Regions from separate parts of the Mus musculus genome. Here region 1 is linked to region 2. The links are chromatin loops, found by intact Hi-C in ENCODE. Cell type or tissue: gastrocnemius. All regions are shown on one strand.

What was found. Peaks named below come from ENCODE experiments on the same cell type or tissue, not always from the same donor. Only the 100,000 strongest peaks of a DNase experiment are listed, where the experiment ranks them.
Region 1: a loop joins it to region 2, with 9 times the contacts of the local background. A loop is called at or near these places in 27 of 42 quality-filtered maps.

The regions. Positions count from the first base shown.
Region 1 is chr10:24,169,012-24,177,011 of GRCm38, forward strand. The region is part of intron 2 of Stx7 (syntaxin 7); the gene reads left to right. Among named protein-coding and RNA genes, the nearest start is that of Stx7, 24 kb to the left of the region's middle. In gastrocnemius, a CTCF peak has its summit at 4,837 (motif pointing right); a DNase peak (open chromatin) is centred at 4,828; H3K4me3 peaks cover 383 bases; H3K27ac peaks cover 1,560 bases.
Region 2 is chr10:24,294,772-24,302,771 of GRCm38, forward strand. It overlaps Moxd1 (monooxygenase, DBH-like 1), which reads left to right. Exons shown (of 12, transcript NM_021509.5): 11 at 5,385-5,553; 12 at 6,694-8,000. The coding sequence ends at 6,858. Among named protein-coding and RNA genes, the nearest start is that of Moxd1, 75 kb to the left of the region's middle. In gastrocnemius, CTCF peaks have their summits at 3,224 (motif pointing left) and 3,971 (motif pointing left); DNase peaks (open chromatin) are centred at 3,221 and 3,952.

The DNA.
Region 1 (8,000 bases), 130 kb before region 2:
CTGCCTTGGCCACTTGCCCAGGACTTTAACTGCCCAGCAAGATCCAGCAAGTCTGGATCTCCCTCTTTCTTCCTCTTCCTCTTTCAGGTTGAAACTTAATTGTGTTGCATGTCTACCTTGAACCTGTGGGCTAAAGACAGTGTATACAATGGTTCCAGAGTGACTTTGTACAGGAAAAATTCATAGCATGCAGCTTTCTGCCGTGTCACTATGTAGATGCTCAAAAGTTTTCAATTTGGAACATTTTTTGTTTTGTTTTGGATTATGGATTACGAGTGCTCCATTCATAGCAAAGTTCTGTGAGTGACATTCACAGCTCTGCTTCCCTTACCTGACTGGGCATTCTCTGTGGTTGCCCACCTGGCTTATTCCTGTTTCTTTCATTCACGGCTACCCAATCTTACAGGATTTTTAATAGCTCTGAAAATATAATCTATACAAAATCTCCAAGTCTCGGCCCCATGCCCCGGTTCTGTGCATCACACATGTGGAGGGGAGGGAGGAAAGGACTCCAAGTCAAGCTTCTGCTGCCTGCTTAAAGAAACCACACGTCTATCGTTAGTGACTCTCATGAGTGGTGTTTTGGCAGTGAGCACAGATCAGAAGTTGGAACAGAGGTAAAGGAGTGTTTGGAAACCATTGCCATAAATACTTGAGTTCATATGGCTTGTCCCCTGCTACCTTCAAGCAGAATGACTGGTGTGTGTGTGTGTGTGTGTGTGTATGTATGTATGTGTGTGTGTGTGTTTGTATGTGTGTGTGTGTGTGTTGTGGCAGGGGGAGGTAAAGAGGAGAGAGAAGCTGGAGATATGATATCATGAGCAATCAGATATCAGGAGCTCTGGGCTACTTCAAGGTGTAGGACAGCCCCGCCCCACTCCAGCCCAGTCCAACTCTGTTGATTTGAAGTTCCACTCTGCAGAGACCAGGACCTCACAGAACAACTCAGCAGTCCACCCGAGAACAGAGCAGCCCGGCAGTGCATGTATTAAAGTGGGGACACAGAGTGTCTTAGTCAGGGTTTCTATTCCTGTACAAACATCATGACCAAAAAGCAAGTTGGGGAGGAAAGGGTTTATTCAGCTTACACTTCCATACTGCTGTTCATCACCAAGGAAGTCAGGACTGGAACTCAAGCAGATCAGGAAGCAGGAGCTGATGCAGATCCATGGAGGGATGTTCTTTACTGGCTTGCTTCCCCTGGCTTGCTTAGCCTGCTCTCTTATAGAACCCAAAACTACCAGCCCCGAGATGGTCCCATCCACAAGGGGCCTTTCCCCCTTGATCACTAATTGAGAAAATGCCTTACAGTTGTATCTCATGGAGGCATTTCCTCAACTGAAGCTCCTTTCTCTGTGATAACTCCAGCTGTGTCAAGTTGACACAAAACTAGCCAGTACAATTGACCCCTTGTCAACTTGACTCACAATCACATCACTGGTAAGCTTCAACCCTTAATTTCTTATTCATCCCCAAGATCTAAATAACTTTAAAAGTCCCACAGTCTTTACATATTAAAAGTCAATCCCTTTAAAATGTCCAATATCTTTTAAAATCCAAAGTCTTTTTACAATTAAAAGTCTCTTAACTGTGGGCTCCACTAAAATAGTTTCTTCCTTCAAGAGGGAAAATATCAGGGCACAGTCACAATTAAAAGCAAAAATCAATCTCTAACCATCCAATGTCTGGGACACAACTCACAATCTTCTGGGCTCCTCCAAGGGCTTGGGTCACTTCTCTAGCCATGCCCTTTGTAGCACATACGTCGTCTTCTAGGCTCCAGATGCCTGTACTCCACTGCTGCTACTCTTGGTGGTCATCTTATGGTATTGGCATCTCCAAAACACTGCATGACCCCTTCAGTCCTAGGCCATCAATTGCAACTGAGGCTGCACCTTCACCAATGGCCTTCCATAGTCTCTCACAGTGCCGAGCCTCAGCTGCTCTGCGTGAATGGCCTTCCATAGTCTCTCACAGTGCCGAGCCTCAGCTGCTCTGCATGACCCCTTCATGCCTTCAAAACCAGTACCACCTGGGTGACTCTTACACATTACCAAGTCCCGCTGCAGCAGGAGTACAACCTTGGCTATCTCTGGAACACAGCCTCTTTGTGCTTTCAGAAAACACTTCCCAGAAGATGTCACCTCAACGATGCTTGTCTCTTCTTAATCACCGCTAATTTCTTAGCTCCAGCTAACCAGCATCAATAGTCCCAGTAATGCAAAAGTTTCACTTTAGTAGTTCTGGTATCTTGTTAATCACAGCAGATTCCTCACCCCAGCTAACCAAAACCACAGAATCTTCCCAATCAGAATAGCAATGGCCCTGAAAAGAGTCTTTAATTTTCCCTCTGAAATTTACAAGCCAGACCTCCATCTTCTGCACTGTTCTCAACATTATCTTCCAAGCTCCTACACAACATCTGACAGAGCTCTTAACAATTAATGGATCTTCAAGCCCAAAGTTCCAAAGTCCTTCCACAGTCCTCCCCAAAACATGGTCAGGTTGTCACAGGAATACCCCACTATGCTGGTACCAATTTGTCTTAGTCAGGGTTTCTATTCCTGCACAAACATCATGACCAAAAAGCAAGTTGGGGAGGAAAGGGTTTATTCAGCTTACACTTCCATACTGCTGTTCATCACCAAGGAAGTCAGGACTGGAACTCAAGCAGGGCAGGAAGCAGGAGCTGATGCAGAGGCCATGGAGGGATGTTCTTTACTGGCTTGCTTCCCCTGGCTTGCTTAGCCTGCTGTCTTATAGAACCCAAAACTACCAGCCCCGAGATGGTCCCACCCACAAGGGGCCTTTCCCCCTTGATCACTAATTGAGAAAATGCCTTACAGTTGGATCTCATGGAGGCATTTCCTCAACTGAAGCTCCTTTCTCTGTGATAACTCCAGCTGTGTCAAGTTGACACAAACTAGCCGGTACACAGAGCATCCCTAATAAGAGGCACTGCCTGTCTTGTTCCGCTCACCTGGAAATCCAGTCGAAGAGGGCACTTTTCTGTGCGTTATGGTTAAGAACAGAACTACCCTCTATTATTCTAGTGTAGCAGTAAGCTGCTACTTTGGTGACTTAATGCTGATGAGAAACCTAGACATGTTCTAGACCCAATTGCTTTACAGACAAAGGGTGATCTGTCTGGGCAGCAGAGTGCTGGCAGCTAGGGACTGGGCCATCTCTCTCCACTCCCCCAGAAAATGGTCTCTATAGTGTACTCAGGGCTTGAATTGTCCCAGAAGATAAACTCTTTTCTGCTGAAGTCACAAGACAGGACAAGAGATAAAACACTTCAAAAAGAGGCCACTGTTTTCAGCAGCTGGTTTTGTGGTCTCCAGAAGACTTTTCTATTTGAAGCCAGAGTACAGTTTTATTGATATTAAATAGGCCAAGTTCACTTGACTTTTTCCCTTAAGGCTAACAGGACTTTAAGTGAGCATTCCCTGTTCTCTGCACCTCATGCTCCACACTGAGTCTGCTTTCGGCTCCCAAACTTACTAGTACTTGTTATGCATCATTCTAGAGGACCCAGGCCACTTCCAGAGTCCTTTCTTTCAAATATTCTAAACTACTCTGTAACTCAGGAAGGAACTGATAGGTGAGGGAAGATTCAAGTCTTTAAACATTCAACCTTTGTCTCCTCCTGTTTCAATCTTGTCTCTAGTATGCAGCTGCAATGTCCATGCCACTGGTAGGCACTAGCCGAGTCTTGGCTCTTCTAATTAAGATGTAACTCTCGTGCTATCGTTATCATTACTGCCGACTCAGGCAGTACATTGTAGACTGTTGTCTTAGTTAAGGTAAGCATTGCTGTGACAAAACACCATGACCAAAGGCAGCTCGGAGAAGAAAGGCTGTATTGATTTACATGTCCTGGGTCACCGTCCATTTTGGAAAGCCAAGGTAGAAACTCAAACCAGGCGGGAACCCGCAGGCTGGAGCTGATGGAGAGGCCGTGGAGGAGCGCTGTTTACTGGCTTTCTCCTCATGACTTGCTCAGCCTGCTTTCATATGGAGCACAGGACCAACTAGCACATTAAATACTGTTGCACCATGTGCTTGCATACAGCCTGAACTTATGAAGGCATTTTCTCAATCGAGAGTCCCTCTTCCCAAGTCCTTCTAGGTTGTGTCAAATTGATATGAAACTAGCGAGGACATTGCTACTACTGAATTCTTCTTAAACATGAGTCACAACAGTTTATAAGGATATTCTTACTGTTTACTCGTAAGAGAAAAAAACAAACTGCTTGCTTCTGTTTGCCCATTTGATGGCTTACACTGTCCCCAGTTCAAGCCACTTCCCGCTAAGTTAATGACAACTGGGAATTAGGTGGTTTCTGTGTGAGAGACTGTCAGGCAGCTGTGGCTGGAGCAGTGCTGTAAATGCAGAGTAAGCAGCAGGAAGTGGAATCGAGTTTCCAAGCCTGGCTGACTCAGTGCCCTTGCTGGCGTCCTTTCCTGGTAGGCACTGACTTGCTTGTCCTCTGGGAGTGAAGCCTGAGTCGGAGCACTAGCATCGCACCAGGGTCTCACCAGTCGTTTTATCTCTGACACACTGCCACTCTGTTATTGCAGATTCAGTGACAGAAAATTTTTCTGCTAAAAGATGGTAGCGAATTCTTCCTTTGGCTGTTTGGGAAGTTAATTGAAGGTGCTTTATGTGGGCTAGGGCCGGTTCTGTGCTCCCCAACGGCCTGATGCACTCACTTGTCAAACATTTGCAAGAATTCCACAGTCCCTGAGCTGCAACTCTATATAGGCCCCATCCAGTGTACCTGCAATCCTATGACTAAAAAGTACATACACTATTCATGCCCCAGTCCACTAGAGGGCAGCATACACACACTTACTTAGCAGGAAAAGACTGCAAAAACTAACTTTTTGATGGAAGAGAAAGCCCTTTGGGGTGGATGTGTTGAAAATACTGTCATATTTTTGTTAAAAATTATATTTCATAAATCCCCATCCCTGAAGTTAATGATGCAACAGTAAAAGTTGGCCAATGATAGCGAAAGCAGCTTATGTATTTCATTCTCATAGAAGTCTTGACTTACGCTTTCCTCTGTGTAGTAAATTAGAAATTTCTAGAATTCCTTTTGAAAGTTGAAAAGTATTAGTTAATATTTATGCATCATGTTTTTCTTTAGTTGAAGTTCTTCCAGTTGAAATAGAATATGACTGTCCTGTGAGCTCAGAACACCTTCCAGACTATAAACTGAAATGGAGCCCAGCAGGGATGGGGCAGATTATCAAAGAGTGACTGTAATCCAGCTCCTAGCTTACAGTAAGGACTTAGAATAACCTGCTCAAGCCTGACTTCTCAAGCCCTGGTAACACACACCTTCTGAAACTACAGGAACCCAGCTTGGCGCTCAGGCAGCATCTGTGGAAAGGCAGCAGCACTGTTGAGTATTTATTCCAAGCAGACATAGTTACCTAGGAGTTCTTAGCACCTCAGGGCTGAGTGGGCTTTCGAATTCAGAGTTTAGTAATATTTAATAATTCACAGCAGGGATAAGTCAGCTTTTTCATTAAAGCCTCAAATAGCAAATACTTTGGAGGCAATGCAGGAGTTCCTGTAAACCCCTCACCTTGTGGTTTGTGTTTAATCTGTATTTAATACCCGTAATGGTACAGCTCCAGATCCTGGCCTCATCAGGCCATGGATGGCCTTGGTACAGGGTGGTAGTGATGGTGATACGTAAAGTCATGTCTCTAGAAGTTTGTTAGGTTCACAGCACCTTAGGGAACAATAGCAGGCCAGTTTCACCTGCATGGAGCGGGCTTCAGCACCCCGTACTCAGAGTGCTGGGTGCACACGGCCTCCACCTAGCCTCTTTCCATAGCTTCTTGACTTTTGTCCCTGTTGGTCACACACTCAAAACATGAAATCACCTTTTTCAGTGTGCTACCACACTGAAAGAATAACTGTTTTGAAAGCCAGGAAATCACTCTTTTAGTCCTAGCACCTTTATTAAATAGAGTTTCTTAGACTTCAGTTACTCCCTGTGGCTGTCAACATCTTTGTAAAATGGGGTTGACTCAATTTCGATAGATGGATGGGGAGGTGGATGGATGGATGGATAGATAGATAGATAGATGGATAGATAGATAGATAGATAGATAGATAGAAATGGACTTGGTAATTTCAGATTTATGTATCCCTAGCCCTTTATCCAATACTCAGTGATTTATTTGATCTTCAAGTACACACCTACTCGAGTAAAAGAACATTGCAGAAATGATATTCATGTCCAAAACCTCCTACTGTGTCTGGCCCTCAGTAGATGGCCAGTAATTACTGAATGGGTGAATTAATTACAATTGAGCACTTAGCTACTTTAAACTCACCTTCTGCTTTGGCCTTATGTTTTATAAATGCATGCAATTTATTATATAAATGTTTTATCTCTCTAGGGCTTTAAAAAAAGTTGTTGTGCTATAGAGAGATCTACTGAATGTCAGCAATAACAGTATGGTAAATCTTGTGTGCACAACAATGGATACAGAATAGTTCTGGTCCTTGGCTGTGAAGGGCTTACTTTCTGCTTGTAGTGTCTAGTGGGTAAACTGGTCATTTAACTCTGTTTCTAAGTATGGAATTAGAAATCCAAGTCTCCAAAGTGACAGCACACAGCCAGACAAGGCCAGTAGCTTAGCAAAGCATAAATGAGAGATGGTCAGAGGGGACTTCAGTATCTCCTAACCAGGTGGGTAGCCAATGGACAGGGCATGGTCATCAATCTGGTTGGGCCAGGGGATACGCATAGTGTGTTCTGGCTCTCAATTGCTATTGATAGCCTCGAGAAGTCACCAGTCTCAACGGGTACCCCAGCCTTTGTGCACTCTGCCATAGCCACGTAAAAACTCTAGAAAAGGAGGCTCAAAGGCCTCCTCCTCTCTCCGAAGCCTCTCTTGCTTTCTCCTTAATTTCTTACTTGTCTGTTTTCTCTTTAATAAAGTGAGTTTCCATTTCGCATACTCCCAGGAGTGTATATCTTCAGTCTACATCAGAATAAGGCAAGGAGCAGTCTTTGGTGACCACAGTGTCTGAACCCCTGGGTCCTTGGTCCCACTGGGCTGTGAAAGGTCTCATCACGTGAAGTCAGTGTATCACTGCCAGTTTTACAAGTCCAGACTGGTTGTCTTGTAGATAATCCCACTGTCTAGATTGGTCCAGTTCTTCCTCATGATTTTAAACTCAGGTGAAACATTTTGGAAGTAAACTATGTAAGGACTGTAGGGACTTTTCATCCACACCGTGCCATACACTTCCTAATGCCACTTTGTCCCATGTTGGCGCTGACTTTGAGTTTTTAATCAATGGAAACATTGTCTCTTAAACATTGTCTCCCAGGAATACCTTGAGATTTTGACATATTTTAATTAACTGTCCCTTGCAAATTGAATCGGGGTTAATAACAGAGGCGGAAAGTAAATCCTCGAACTTGGAGGAAAGGTTCTAACAGCTTATTTATTCATAACAGCAATAACCAAGTAAATGGCGAAATGGGACCTCACTCGTGTACACACACACACACACACACACACACACACGCAACATGCTTTCTATGGTTTGGTGTTCATAGTTATCCAGGGCCGTGGGCACGGTCCGGGTCCGCAGCAGCAGGTAGCTTTGCAGCGCCAGGAAAGTGCCTTCTGGGGCCATGTGTTCCTTACACCGTCTCTTGTCGGTTCTCTCACAGATGACTGAACATAATTTTTCTAATTCTGATATGCATTTCTCATCTAAAGCTGTATCGTGTGCTTTATATTAAAACAAAATATATGATTTCCACAGCTATTTATTGTTCAATAACTTTTATGCCAGTAGACTCAAGTACATTTTCTATGTATTACTTATATCACAGTCCTTGTAGCATAGGAAAGAGACGGCCATTTTGGGTCATGAGCGCAGTTTCACAGGTCAACTTTCCACACGGTTTGCTCTTGGAAAAATCAGTCTGTCAATTAGACATTAATAAACCATT
Region 2 (8,000 bases):
GGTCTTGCCCCAGCAAGTGCATCCAATCAGCCCAAGTCCTTGGAAACAGCAACAAACTGCAGCACACCACCAGAAGTTTTTTGGTGCGTTTCTCTCTAGGCCTCCCGACAAATGTAGCTCAACTACACAATGTAAGGCAGAGCATACTCGTGTGGTTAGCAAAGAATCCTTCATCAGGTGTCCTTTCACGCGCTCGCTTTAGCAGAACATCCTCTCTCCTGTGTCTGCTTCAGCGAAATGATCCTTATGAATTTGCCTTAGCCTTTCACACCTGTGTCCACTTTAACAAAATATTCCTTCATGTGTTCGCCCAGCAAAACACCATCCAACTGACTTTCCAAAGAACCCTTAAGTTTCTGTTTTACTATTTAGTGAAAGAAAACTGCCTTTAAGGTATTTTTCAGTGTGTGTGTGTGTGTGTGTGTGTGTGTGTGTGTGTATGTGTGTGTGTGTGTGTAGGACAATGTGCAGGGGTTAGTTATTTCCTTCCACCTTGTGAGCCCCAGGTATAGAATTTACACTGTAAGGCTTGGTGACAGGCATGTGTGCCCTGAACCATCTTGGAGTCCTGAAACCCACCTTTTTACCATGAAATTTGGAATTTTAGTTATTTGATGATACGTTGACTCTGGAAGGGACTCTATTTCATGGCTGTGTATGTATGATACTTCAGTACCACACTTGACTATTATAGATTTAAGTAGGAAAATAAAGTCTGTAAACTCCTATTTGTTGTTACCCTTTCCCAAATTAATTTGATACTCTAGGTTCATTATATTTTTATAGAGATGATTAAGACAATCTGTTAGTTTCTTAAAACAAATAACCAAACAAAAACCTACAAACCCTACTTGGATGTGCTATAGAAATCTCAGGACATGCAGAAGGAAATGACTAGCCACCAAATAAAGACTAGACATCCCCAATTAGCAATCTAACATCCCCTGTTTCCAACCCTGGACAAGAAGTTTAAGAAACAAAGAAGCAAGCAAGCATTAGAGACCAGTGGGGATCCATGCGGTGTATGGAGCCCTCTGCGAACATGAAGTGCTGCACTCATTCAAGCACTTTCTCGCTTTCCTCAGTTCTGTTTTATAGTTTCTAGTGTAAATGTCCTTCACCTGTTTTGTAAATAATATTTTAATACCTTCCTGTGCTAATCATTAAGCTGACTGCAATTTTCAAAGCTTGGTATTTCTCTAAATTGTCTATAGATTAAGCTTATCTTTATGTAGTTGTTCACATGCTTAATAATTTCAGACTGTCTCTAACTCTTTAATATCCTTGTCAGTGTGACTGGTCAGGATGTTTAGGACCATGCATGCAGCTTGACTACTGAGGCCTGACCCGGTCGCAGGTGTCTGAGTTGGATCCCTGAATACCTGACCTGTGTCATCAGCAAATACCTCCACTCTTACTAGTTGGAACTTAAAAAATCTACCAGCTCTGGGAGCTCTCCAATTTTTTTAAAAATATTTCCCTAGTTCCTCTTTGTCTATCTTGTGCGATTTCATCCCGCACTTAGTTGTCCCTAATATGGACTTAAAGAGCAATCTGTATGCCAGGCCCCCTGTTCTCTACATGGAAACTCGTCACCTCTGACTCCCTTAACTCTGATTTTTGTCTCTTGAATTCCTTGCGATGGTCATTTTATTGTTGGAAATTCTCCTTTCTGTATTGTGATCCAAGGAGTGCTCACAGGCAGAGCTCTGGAATGAACACAGCGTTCAGACGTGACATGTCTTCATTTCCTCTGGGTCAGAGTTTTCTCATGCCTGTTTTCCAGTCTCCTAAGCAGGCACTCTGTACCGCTCTGTTCATGTGTGTTGGCTTTTTCCCCCCTGCACAGTAAGCTGGTGTTAGTTGCTCCATGTGGCCAGGAGTGAAAGTCTATTAATGAACATTCTGTTTGTTTTACTAATTTTTGACCATATGTTTATTTGTGCTATAGAAGGCAGTCTGTAGTGCTATTCATTCGGCTGTATGGACCCGGGGCTGCTTCTTGGCTGGGTTAACCCACTTCCCTTCCTTCTCCCCACACCTCTTCCTGCTCCTAAGAACGACTCCAGCGGGAAGACCTTTAAAAGAACAGTGTGGTTCCAGGCAGATAAGAAGTCTAACAACTTACACATACAGGATATTTTCTTCCATCTGGTTTTATATTACATGGAGCAGGAAAGCCATGTCTAAAGTCATTAAATTTTAAATGCTTCCCTGAGTCAACTGAATTTACAAATAAAATTGTTAATGTTATGCAGAAAAAAATTAAAATACAAAATTAAAATATTGTGTGTTGCTGTAAATTTTGCTGTGTTATAAGACAAGCATACCTCAGAGTTTAAACTCAAGTTACAAAGGAAAATGATCCATCAGTACTAAAGTATAGTATTAACACAATTTTTTCAAATCAACTACAGTGATTATTGGTATTGTTTACTTACTTATAAGTGTGTCTAGGTAGACACACCCTGTACTTACTCGGGTGTTTTAGTTTCTGTAAGATTCTCCCTTCTTCTAACTTGACCCTACCCCAGTGATAGCAGGCTCATACATTATTCTTCATTTGTTTATTTGTTTTTTGTTTCCAAGATAGAGTAGCCCTGTGTAGCCCTGGTTTGCTCTGTAGACCAGGTTGGCCTCGAACTCAACTCCAAAGTGCCGGAAAAACAGGCAAGATCCACCAAACCCCGTCGGTACTTGTTACTTTCAGGGTGAATGTTTCTGCTAGAAGGCATAGACTTTTTTTTTCCCAAGCAAATAATTAGCATATTTGCTTTTGTTAAGGCTTCTCTCCTTCTCTCATGGTTCTGTAGGGATTTGAATTGCACTCTTAGAGAAGCTGGAAAGGTTAGAGGTGACAAAAAGGACATTTATTACCAGGGGTGGAGAGAGACAAAGTATGTGGCAAAGAGGCTCAGGGAGACTGGTACTGCGTTTTCAGATTCCCAGTCTTCAAGCCTCATCTCCAAGGCATGAACCATTGGGTTTGCTCCCGTCCTCTGGTTGTCCTACCAGCTCATGTAACTTCCACTCTTTTCTTTCTGTGAACTCTCCATAAACATTAACTTAATGTTTTTTTTTTTTTATAGAATCAAAGATTTTAAAGTCATCTCTGCAGAATGCTTACAGTGTTCACTTTGGCCAGCAAAGCTGCACAAAAGTCAATTTTAGAACTTTAATCACATCAAATGCCTTAGTAAAAGTTCAGGCGTCCCCTTGTGGTCTTTCCTGGGATTGCAGGCAGATACTTCCAGTGCCCATCCTGCAATTCCTGTATTCCATTTACATACATAGTTTAAAATTTTTTTGCAACATATACATCTTCTCCCTTCAAAGGTAAATGTTATTATAATATTTAATATCAAATTAACTTATAATAAGTAAAATAAATAATAAATATCATTAAATAAAACTAGGAGCAAATTTTAAATGCAGAATATGCAAATTTAACAGGCTTCTTTCCAATCAAGGTCTGCTCTACCGCAATTCTTGGTTATATGTCACCAGAATTTGCTGAGAAAATGCTATAGGTCTGAGAAAACTGTGTGATATATTTAATGTAGAGAGATGCAGATTATTCCTAAGTTACTGGACTCAATTTTAAAGACAGTGTGAAGTAATGCATTTAAGACTCTACAAAGAAATTTTTACTTTAGTTGGGGGTGGGGGAGGTGAGGGCTGAAGGATATAACCCTGCTCAAATCCTACCCACTCTTCTCATGGTCTCGCTTCTTAGACTAGAGAAAAAGAATGTTCAAATTTGACCTGAAAATATTACTTTTATAATCCCTCCCCTCAGATCCATTGCACTGGCCTAGCTTATTTAAAATGGTGACACCCACTGTGCCTCAGGTTAGACAACAAATGGTCAGAGTGTCTTGGCCATGTGTTTAGACTGGATTCCTCCTCAGCAGGCAGGAATCTGTGATTACCAACAATCACCAAATCACCCTGCGGGCTATCACAAGTCTGACACCTAGTGGTCACTCATGGCAAGCTCATGTAACAGCTGTAGGTTAGTTAAGGGAAAGTTTTGGCTGCATAACTTATGCTTTTCTTTATCCAGAAGCCAATAGTATACAATATTGACAGGAAGCAGTCTCCTGAATAGCCTTTCAAGGAGGCTAAAACCCTCTTGTGTTACCTTTTCATTCTTTGCCATTTAAAACCAATGTGCCTGTTTTTAGGGTGTCTGTGGAAGCAGAGTATATTGTGTGTGAAGTATAATTTTCTCAGTATATGTATATATTTTTGACACAGGGTCACATGTGGCCCAAGGCTGGTCTTGAACTCTCTGTGTAGTGAAGGTTAGACTTGAACTATTTATCCACCTTCTGTCTGGATGCTGGGGTTACAGGCAGAGGCCACCACAGATAGCTTCCATGCTTTTAATGCTGATTCAGAACTAACTCTTTTGTACTGGTTTTCTCAAGCAGCCAAAGCAGGAGATCTGCTGCTGAGGCACCCATCCCCACTGGGTATTCTACACTTTGTACCCGGTACAGTAACGTTCAAGAACGTAGACTGTTCTTAATTATATCATTAGAACAACATCCTGTTTAGACATTACCTCTTATGTTAGGGTGTTCAGTGGAATTCTCAAACCCTGGGAAAGCTTTCTGAAGAAAATTAATCTGCCTAAAAGTTAAAATTCCCATGCTCTGATGGAGGGCACTATATCCACCTACATAGGCAGAGCACTAACTAGATTTAGTGGATTATAAACAAGGGAAAGAAAAAGGCATGAAGTTGGGAGGGGTGTGCTGGGGATGAGGGTGGAGAGGTGAAATGGATATAAAGGTATAGATAGTTATATGTTGTTTTGTTGTATATATGTATGAAATTTTCAAGAGTAAAGAAAATTTGAACAAAAAGAATTTCTCTAAAAACAAAAGGATGCAAAAACAAAACACCGAGCAACAAAATTTGATCGAGCAACAAAATTTAATCAACGTGTGTAACTGAAAATTACAAATAAAAATTACATATGATTTCACCTAAAATAGTAAAAACAAGAAATAGAAACTTGTGTCTAAGGAAAAATCATTCTTTTAGAAGCCTCCGTATTTGTTCACTAGAGAGATCGTTCAACAGTTAAGAGGGAACCATGTTCATTTCTCAGCATCCAAATGTCGGCTCATCACCACTTGGTTCACATCCATACATGCAGACAAAGCACTCATACACTTAAAATAAATAAGTGTAAAAGGGAAAAAAATTCCAACTTTATTTGGACTGGATTTCTCCTAACAACTAGTGATTCCCTAAGTGTTTATATGGGGTTATTTTTATATGTGAAAAGTGAACATGCATAAAGTCTATGTTAAAATGATAAAACACTTCAGGAAATATAATGTAATGCAATTGTGATCATTTAATTTCAGGACATGGCCTTTCATTATCAAAAGCCCTAAGCAGTACAGAAACCTTTCTTTCATGGATGCAATGAACAAGTTCAAATGGACAAAAAAGGAAGGGCTGTCCTTCAACAAGCTCGTTCTTAGCCTGCCTGTGAATGTGAGATGTTCTAAGACAGACAACGCAGAGTGGTCGGTAAGCCCAGCTTTTCATCCTCTGGGAACCTGGTTGTCACAGTTTACCTGATTCCCAAAAATGAAAATTTAAGCTTCAGACATTTATCTATAAACTAGTGGTCGGGGTGTCCTTTGATGTTTGATTATGTAATTTGTTCAGCGATCATTTGAGGTGACAGACAACCTCTGATTCCCGAGAGCTCCCTTTGAAGAGAGATGTTTATTCTGAAACTTTAGTTGTGAAATGGTCATGCATGGGGCAGCTTTAGATACCATGGGGACCAGCCTGCCTGGGACAGCTTTAGACTCCATGAGGACCTGCCTGTAGCTCTTTCCAAGGACTCTTGGCTCCTTTTACTCCACCCCCTCCCTGCCAGGCCTAGAGTTTCTGCATCCTTTGATGCTTGGCTTCTTCAGCAAACACAGCCTATCCCCTAATCTCCAGCAGAAGTGGAGGTGACCAGGCAGGATCTTGCTATGATAAGATGATGTGACTATGACAACATACAGAACAACAGTTCTCAGCCTGTGGGTCACAATCCCTTTGGATATTCTGCATGTATTTATATTATGATTCATAACAGTAGTAACATTAGAGGTATGATGTATCAATGAAATAATTTTATGGTTGGGGGTCACCACAACATGAGGAATCATATTAAAGGATCTCAGAAGGTTGATAATCACTGATACAGAAGAGTTTTTTCGGAGGCTTACAGTTTCAGAGGGTTAAACCCTGACTATTATAACGAGGAACCTGGCAGGTATGGTGCTGGAGCGGCAGATGAGAGATTACATTCTTATCTAAGTAGAAGTGGGAAGGAGAGAGGGAGGGAGGGAGAGAGAGAGATGGAGGGAGGGGGAGAGAGAGATGGAGGGGGGGAGAGAGATGGAGGGAGGGGAGAGAGAGAGAGAGAGAAAGAGAGAGAGAGAGAGAACTGACCGAAACCTCAAAGCCCACTCGCAGTGACACATGTACTCCAACAAAGAAAAATAAGCCACACCTTTTGATCCTTTTCAAACAGTTTCACCAACCAAGGATGAAGTATTCAAATATATGAGTGTTGGAGTCCCTTCTGATTCAGACTGATGAAGGAAGCTAGGCCACAGCCCTGCTCTTATATGGCTGCTCACAAGAATGGCCTTTTTTCTTTTTCAGATTCAAGGCATGACAGCAATACCTCCTGATATCAAAAGGCCTTATGAAGCAGAACCTCTGGTGTGCGAGAAAGCAGCTTCCCCACCTCTACACGGCATTTTCTCCCTCCGCTTGCTCACGTGCGCTCTGCTTCTTGGAAGTATGCTGAGCAGCCAGGGCTTGTGACTTCTGTCATACTCGAGTCTGGAATATGTGACTGTCCCTTAAAGTCAGGTTAAAGACCATGTTTATGTGAGGCCTGGAGAGATGGGTGGGTACGAAGAGCCTGGACACTTAAATTTCTGCACACACAAGTTCTTTCTGTTTTCCTTCCCAGGCTACCTAAGCCATGTCACTGTGGTTCTCTGGGTTTCTCGACCAAAGTTGATGTTCCGTGTATATGATTAGTAGAATAAAAATGGACCTGGTTTATCCACTTAGCAAGCCAGCACATCAAGTGGAAAGCAAAGAGTCTTTAATTTTTCAGAATTCCATGTGATTTCAACATGACACTCAACATCCTTCTCACAAACATGCTGACCTTAATAACACTAGTGGACTTACTCTCCGATCCCATTTGCTCTTCATCCTTTCTGGGTGTAACTCGCCAGGGTGAGCATAGCCCTCTCTTCGACAGGTCCCAGTCCCTGTGGTTTCTCTGATTTTACTCATGGTCCTCTGACCTCAGTGTTTATCTCTGCATCTTTGGCTTCCTCCATCCACCAAGTCTGTTGATACCCAAGCCCACATCAAAGTATTTCCCAGTCTTTCTAGCACTGTCCAGCCGAATGTGTTTCTTACTCTACAACTCTCTTAAAGAAGAGAGATGTGAGTAAGTGTGGGGATGATGGGGGCTGATTGTTAACTGGGGAAGAAAATGGAGAGCAGTGAAGGGTTCTAGATGGGGTGAGATCCCCAAGACAGGAGGCAGGGCCACAGGGTCTGTAAGGTTCCTCACCACTCAGTGCTACCCTCTGGGTCGATCTGAGTCCCATGTCCTATAACAGATTCATTTTTATATTAGTTAATAAACTGACTTCCAATACAAAACTGCCACCAACTGAAGGTCTTATTCTTTTGGTTCTCTTTGTATTATCTGCCTAAATCTTGTTTTATGTCCTATCTTCATCCATTAAGCTGAATGTCTGGATCAAATTCACAAGCTTAAAGGAATAAAGGTTTTATATGGTGTCTTATGTGATTCATGAGAGAATCAAGTTGTTGTGTACTGATGTCAATAAAATCAGCCGAGAAACTGTATTTTTCCACTTTAAGCCCTTTCTGTCTTACAAATATCATCTATATTGTCATTTAAATAAATATTCTGC